Regions from separate parts of the Homo sapiens genome. Here region 1 is linked to region 2. A link is a contact called in ENCODE POLR2A ChIA-PET data. All regions are on one chromosome and are shown on one strand. The core of a region is the stretch at or near the end of the contact, and the rest is flanking DNA. Distances in the headings are between cores, read along the strand shown.

What was found. ChIA-PET counts read pairs that join two places held with the same protein, here RNA polymerase II (POLR2A).
Region 1: POLR2A ChIA-PET joins it to region 2 with 13 read pairs in Panc1. The contact joins two enhancer-like sites. POLR2A ChIA-PET finds 5 or more read pairs at or near these places in 5 of 52 experiments (BJ, HEK293, Panc1 and 2 more).

Annotation. Positions count from the first base shown.
Region 1 is chr6:148,430,982-148,434,793 of GRCh38, reverse strand. The region is part of intron 2 of SASH1 (SAM and SH3 domain containing 1); the gene reads right to left. Among named protein-coding and RNA genes, the nearest start is that of SASH1, 90 kb to the right of the region's middle. Within about 2 kb of position 2,198, at least 3 of the 41 ENCODE cell types and tissues checked have a DNase peak (open chromatin) inside an H3K27ac peak, as active enhancers do.
Region 2 is chr6:148,243,201-148,247,084 of GRCh38, reverse strand. It overlaps a transcript of SASH1 not described here. Among named protein-coding and RNA genes, the nearest start is that of SASH1, 98 kb to the left of the region's middle. Within about 2 kb of position 2,340, at least 8 of the 41 ENCODE cell types and tissues checked have a DNase peak (open chromatin) inside an H3K27ac peak, as active enhancers do.

The DNA of each region.
Region 1 (3,812 bases), core at 949-3,448, 190 kb before region 2:
ACTTGAACCTTAAGTGAGGGCATTATAACTTAGTTTGAAATGTTTTAAATACATTAAAAAAAGAAAGTGAATTGTGAATTTTTTCTGTGGCTGGTGAGGTGAGAAGATTTTGAAATTTGACCTATAGATTGAATTGTTCATCATTAAGTCACATATGGATACCTTAGTTAAGAATGACAAATCTCATTAACATTACAAACTCTTAAAGAAACCATCCCAAGTTAAGTGTAACAGTGAAAACTAAACACAAATACAAATATATCCCAACATGAACGCATGCATGTTTGTTCATATATGAATGTGTGCACATAGAGGAAAAAAAACGCTGAGAGTATATCTCACTGAATTTTTTTACAAGCATGTAGTCTTGCATTACTTTTTTCTAAAGATGAAAGATTAGCTTAAAAATACGATCTCCAGGCCGCGCACGGTGGCTCATGCCTGTAATCCCAGCACTTTGGGAGGCTGAGGCAGGCAGATCACGAGGTCAGGAGATTGAGACCACCCTGGCTAACACGGTGAAACCCCATCTCTACTAAAATACAAAAAATTAGCCTGGCGTGGTGGCGGGCGCCTGTAGTCCCAGCTACTCGGGAGGCTGAGGCAGGAGAATGGCATGAACTCAGGAGGCAGAGCTTGCAGTGAGCCAAGATTGCGCCACTGCACTCCAGCCTGGGGGACAGTGCAAGCCTCCGTCTCAAAAAAAAAAAAAAAAAAAAAAAAAAAAAAATCTCCAGTTCCCCTATGTTTTTAAATTATCTACATATGTATGTCTATAAATGCAGAAGAAAATATCTAAAAGAATTCTACACGCCAATGGTTACTTCTCAATTTATAACCTTTTTCAATTACTTTAATATATTTTTAAAACATAATAAAAGATATATATAACAAATTCCTTTTGTAATAAAAAGTATACATATACAAATTATTCATATATTTTTTAAAACTTAATAAAAGTCCCCAAAGTTAACTCTGATAACAATTTAAGAATGACAAATCTCATTAACATTACAAACTCTTAAAGAAACCCTCCCAAGTTAAGTGTAACAATTAAGTCCAACAATTAAGCTAAAAAGCTACCTAAGAAATGTTAAAACAGGCCGGGCATGGTGGCTCACCAGCACTTTGGGAAGCTGAGGCGGGCGGATCACGAGATCAGTAGTTCAAGACCAGCCTGGCCAACATACTGAAACCCTGTCTCTACTGAAAATACAAAAATAAGCCAGGTGTGAAGGCACACACCTGTAGTCCCAGCTACTCAGGACACTGAGGCATGGGAATGGCTTGAACTGGGAGGCAGGGGTTGCAGTGAGCAGAGATCACGCCACTGCACTCCACCCTGGGCGACAAAGAGAGACTCCGTCTCAAAAAAAAAAAAAAAAAAGAAAAAAGAAACAAAAGTATTAATACTTTATTTCTCTAGTTAGGTCATGGCTAGTATTGAAATATTTTCTTGATGTGTTAAAATTTGTATATTTTATTATTAATAGAGAAGGACCATGCTGAAATGATTTCATATTCATACTTTGACTAAAAGAGGCTCCGCTATAGTATGGTATAGTTAAAAAGAAAAATGAATCAGGTGATCAAAAATCTTACTGGGGAGAAAAACCTCAAATGCATTTATTGTCAGATTGGACAATTTGTAGAAAAAATAGTTCCACAAACATTTATTGTATCTAATACAGAAGCTAAAAAAATAAATAAATCCAACAACAAAAGCAAAACCCAAGTATTGCAAGATGAAATCAGTAGTTTGCCAAAACCAAAACCGAAACAAATGTGTACCTGTGTGTGCTTTCACCTGCTTGTGTATGTATACACACACACATCTACAGCCACACTAAAAGGGACTAGGTCAAATACAAAACTAAGTCTCTGACCCTAAATGATGACATTCTGGCTTTAGGAGCTACATCCCATTGTGCAAAATACCAGACTCAAAAACCCACCCAGGGCAGAATTAGATCCTGGAAAACAAATATCATGCCCTCATCCCCACTCCCACTTTGTCTCCACCTTCCTGTGGAAATCCACACGTTCCTCCTCCCTTAATGCTGCCAAGGCTGCAAGCCAAATGAACTTCACAGCTGGAAAAGCAGGAGGGACAAATCCCCCTTCTGTTCCAAAAATGGAGAGGAAGAATACCAGGCGCCCACCAGCTCAGCTCAGTGCCAAGTTCTCCTCCTCCACACTAGGTACAGGAAGGAGGAGGTGGAAAAAGCCAGAGGCGATCGGATGCTTAGCCACATGCAGCTAAAAGTAAAATGCCACATGCTACTACTGATGCATGCAATTAATGGAAGGACCCAAGCTCTGAACTGCTGTGGAAAGTTGCTGCCGGTCACAGATTTACGTTTTTTTTATCACTTTACAAGAAGGCTGTAGAGTTGTGGTATCTCCCAGTTGGCAAACTACATTATATGTGTTCTTCACCGGAGAGATCCTTACCAAGTAACAGATAAACCAGAAGAACAGAAACTTCCAGATAAACTCTACTTAAAAATGTATATATTGCTCAGGCGTGGGGGCTCACGCCTATAATCCCAGCACTTTGGGAGGCCGAGGCAGGCAGATCACCTGAGGTCGGGAGTTTGAGACCAGCCTAACCAACATGGAGAAACCCCATCTCTACGAAAAACACAAAATTAGCCCAGCGTGGTGGCACAGGCCTGTAATCTCAGCTGCTTGGGAGGCTGAGGCATCAGAATCGCTTGAACCCAGGAGGCAGACATTGCTGTGAGCCGAGATTGCGTCACTGCACTCCACCTGGGCAACAAGAGTGAAATTCAGTCTCAAAAAAAAAAAAAAAAATTATATTACTTTGTACACTATCTAGTCTTGGCTTTTATTTGGTTTCCTGCTTATGACAAATGGGTCCATATGATCAGATTCAAGTAGGTTATTTCTCACCTTTTAAAGGAGGCCCCTTTCTCCATGTTTTAAACCTAAAAATACCATCACGTCTTTATTTTTATTGAAAATTCAAAGAGACTCTAACTATTTGCAAAGTTCTGGGAGTCCAAGCGTTGACTCCATGACCTGCTGGCTGCTGTTTAACCTTTCAGTCCTGGCTGACCTGTCTCAGACGAACCAGCCGTCCCACTAGATGAGCTCCAGCAGTCAACACATGGACTAGTGCAGGGCGGTCAGGCATGTAGATCCCAGGGCAACCTGAAAGTCAACATTCTCACCCTTGCCAGGAAATCATTCCACTCTTGTCTGACTTCTCTATTCCAGTCAATTCATGGAACATGTGTCGATTTTACCAGGACTTAAAATTCAACATTGTCAGCCAGGCGTGATGGCTTATACCTATAATCCAGCACTTTGGGAGGTTGAGGTGGGTGGATCATCTGAGGTCATGAGTTTGAGACCAGCCTGGCCAACATGGTGAAACCCTATCTCTTCTAAAAATACAATAATTAGCCGGGCGTGGAGGCCGGCATCTGTAGTCCCAGCCACTAGGGAGGCTAAGGCAGGAGAATGGCTTGAACCCGGGAGGAGGAGGTTGCAGTGAGCCGAGATCGTGCCACTGCACCCCAGCCTGGGCGACAGAGTGACTCCGTCTCAAAAAAAAAAAAAATCTATTGTCTTAGGAGTCTTCTCACTCCCCACTAAATCAGCTGCCCAAAGCTACTGCTTTTCTCTTCCCAAGGTTTCTGGCATCCATCCAGTGAATCCATTCCACTTGTAGTCCTTCGCCTCACAGCTACCTGGGCTACCAGCATACGGCTGCATGGAAAGTACTGTCAGCTGGGAGACTGGAGTCCAGTTCTGCTCCCTGCTGTAGTGTAACCTTTAGAACC
Region 2 (3,884 bases), core at 1,091-3,590:
TGACTAAAATAAACATTGTGTCCTCAGGGATAGACAGTCCATTCCATCGCCCTTGGCCTTCTTCCCTTATTTTCAGCAGCACTTTATTGGAACTGTTTATTTGTCTCCCCACTAGATTGTAAACTCCTTGAGAGCAGGGCCATCTGCATTCCAAACACTTAGTACAAGTACATAGCATAGGTTAAGGACTCAATAAATATTTGATGAATCAGTAAATGGAAACAAAAAGTGTGTGATATTCTTTGGATACCAGTAAACTCGTAGCGACGCAAACTTTTAGTTAAATTTACAAATCATTTTGTTTTTGAACACATTTACTTTTTCATTGCAAAAGTATTCATAATATTTTGGAGGCTGAAGATCTTTCAGCTGTTTGTTTACAAGCATGTCAGATAAATTATGAACCTGACTGTGGTTGATACAAAGTAATCCCTTCCTTAAAATATTTTCTTTTTACTATAGAATAGTCTCTCTATTATTTTATGTCTATCTGATCTGCAAATATTTAGGAGGATTGAAACTCCTTTTGTACTTGGCACCAAAAGCTAGTGATGAGAAATGAGTTGAATCAAGAATAAATGAGTCCTGGGATGAATCCCTTTATGGAAAAATGTGTGAAATAACACAAATGAATGGTATTGATGCTGTCACTAATCATTTTCAACACCCAGAAAGGTCTACTGTTTGTTTTAAAGCACACACACATAAACATTACCCCACTACCTTAAAATTTTCGGGCTGAAGTTGAGAGAAAGAAACAATTCTAAAGGAAACATTCTGTTTAAAAAGAATTGCCAGAGGAAAATACATGAACTGAATGACGATAAGATAAATGACAATGAAAAGACTTCTACTTATTCCTGTTAGCTCTTGTTTCTGAATCCACTGTTCTGTCAACTCTCAAGAATATGGGTAATCTATAAGACAGAGAGAGAGAGAGGAGAGAGAGACAGGGAGAGAGAGAAAAGAGAAGAGAAGAGAAAAATATGAAGTCTGAGCATGCATGTATGTGTACACATGTGTGTTTGTGTATGTGTTAGGGATAAGCAGATGTTTCCCAGCTTAATTCTTTTTTTTTCTTTTTCTTTTTTTTTTGTTTTTTTAGACGGAGTCTGGTTCTGTCGCCCAGGCTGGAGTACAGTGGTGCGATCTGGGCTCACCTCCATCTCCCGGGTTCACGCCATTCTCCTGCCTCAGCCTCCCGAGTAGCTGGGACTACAGGCGCCCACCACCATGCCCGGCTAATTTTTTTGTATTTTTTAGTACAGACGGGGTTTCACTGTGTTAGCCAGGATGGTCTCGATCTCCTGACCTCGTGATCCACCCGCCTTGGCCTCCCAAAGTGCTGGGATTACAGCCACGAGCCACCGCACCTGGCCCCCAGCTTAATTCTTGTTTTCTCAAACTTGGCAACCAAACCCAACCCAAACCAAACCGTACCAAAACACTACCCCCTTCTCACTAACATGTCTTCCGAAAGAAAAAAGTCCCTTCAGTTATTAAGAGCTACACTGCCAGTTCTATAACTCAACCTTACTAAAGAACCCCAGGAGAGACAACCAGTAATGCATTTACTATGGGATAATTAATTGTTCTAACTTAATGCTTCCAAATCAGTAATCACTTGTGTTAGATTGACCTTTTGTATCTCAAAGGTGGGAAACCGTCTAGCCTCAAGCGGAAGTTCTCTGGTCTCTATCTTTGTATCACTTTTCAATTGCAGCATAATGATGAACAGTATCCATGCTATAATACCAAGAACCGATTTTATTATTAGCATCTACAACTTAATTGCAGGCTACCTGGTGTTATCTGCTCTTCCTTGATAGAACCGTATTTGAGAGAGGAAAACAATCATTTGGGAACCGTGTTTGTGTCGAGAAAGAGGAGTTAGTGCTATTTGTTTTCATAAGCAGAGAGGAAGTTATCAACCCTGCAGATTCTAAAATTCTAAATCTCAAGAGCTTTTAACATTTCCTCTTTAAGGCATCAAGCAGCTGTTTCTCTTGGGAGGGCTCCTGGAAACCAACTGAGTTGAACATGGGGTAATGGAATGTGGATTTGAAAAAGGAATACCAAGATACAGCTTGTAATCTTTCTCTCTCTCTCTCTCTCTCTCTCTCTCACACACACACACACACACACACACACATACACACACACACACACACACACACACATGCCCCAGGCCTCAGGCCCCAGGCCCCAGAACCTGTGAACAGCTTAGGGCAAATGAAGTTCTTTCTTCCTTACAGCCAGGCAAAGCAAGAATCCACTCTGTCAGGTGGCTTTTCTCATGTCGCCCTTGGGGCCTATGCTTAGAGAAGCCCTGTGGCCGGCAGCACAGCTGTGACCCAGTTGCCCTGAAATAGGAGCAGTCAGACACGTGGCCCCAGGAGAAACAACAGCAGCAACAACAACAGCAGGAGCTTCTTCTCCAAACTGCTGCACCCTCTTTAAGAGGGTCTTCCCTATTAAAGAAACGGAGGCCTACAATGTGTACCTTCCTCTGCCTCCCACTAGAGCTGCAAACAACGCCTTAGCACCCAGGAACACTGGCCCACTCTCTAAATGTCTGTGACATTTGTATCATCATAATAACCCTTTATAATAAAACAACGTCCTACCGCTGGGTGTGTTCATCCATCAATATGTGCATGTAGTATTCTGATGTGGTTGTCTTGTTGAGGCCATGGGAAAGACCAAGGCCTGTGAATAAAGCCGGTCTCCTCTGCATGATAGGGATACATTTTCCAGTGTAAACATGCAAGGAATATACGTGTTTGAAGACAGGATACCAAAACCTAGTAGGTGGTAAGGTCTAGGCTTCCAGGAGTCTAAGCATACTTTCGGGTCCTGCCTGGTAGAGGGGAATAATGGCCTTGCCACATGGATGCAGGCTTAGAGCTGGGAAAGGGGGAAGATGGTCAAGTGCTGTGTTGAGAGCAAAGAACAAAATTGTGGGTTATTTTATTCTTTTTGCTATTCCTAGTCATTTAATGGGGTTTTCTTTACATGTTTCAGCCTAGTCTCAGAGTGCTTTGGGGAACTCAGAAACCAATCTCATCAGTGGTTGCCAACAGAGTTGAGGCAGAGAGTGTCCCCTGAGGCTGGTGTAGTTGTCAGAGGAGAGACTCCAAATCCTGGCCAGGTGGGCCAGGCGCTTCCCACATGGCAAGTCTCCCTGCATAGCCTAATGTGGAGGATCAGATTTGATTTAATGAAAGAGTGGTCTTCCTGGCATCATTTCTCTAAAACATAAAACTGGCCATTCCTCATTTCCATAGTCTCCCAATTACTAACACGTTTATAAAGCTCAATAATGACTGTCACGTTTGTTTAGGGAGCTAAAGGTGGAAGTCCAACTTTAAAGCAGGATTTCAAGTTTCCTGATCACATTGAATTCTTTTTTTTTTTTTTTTTTTTTTTTTTTGAGACACAGTTTCACAGTTTTACTCTGTTTGCCCAGACTGGAGCACAGTGGCGTGATCTTGGCTCTCTGCAACCTCCACCTCCTGGGTTTAAGCGATTCTCCTGCCTCAGCCTCCTGAGTAGCTGGGATTACAGGCACATGCCACCACACCTGGCTAATTTTTGTTTTACTATTATTATTATTATTATTATTATTATTATTTAGATGGAATTTTGCTCTTGTTGCCCAGGCTGGAGTGCAATGGCACTATCTTGGCTCACCTCAACCTCCACCTCCCAGGTTCAAGCGATTCTCCTGCCTCAGCCTCCCGAGTAGCTGGGATTACAGGCATGAGCCACCACACCCAGTTAATTTTGTATTTTTAGTAAAGACGGGGTTTCTCCATGTTGGTCAGGCCGGTCTTGAACTCCCGACCTCAGGTGATCTGTCCGCCTTGGCCTCCCAAAGTGCT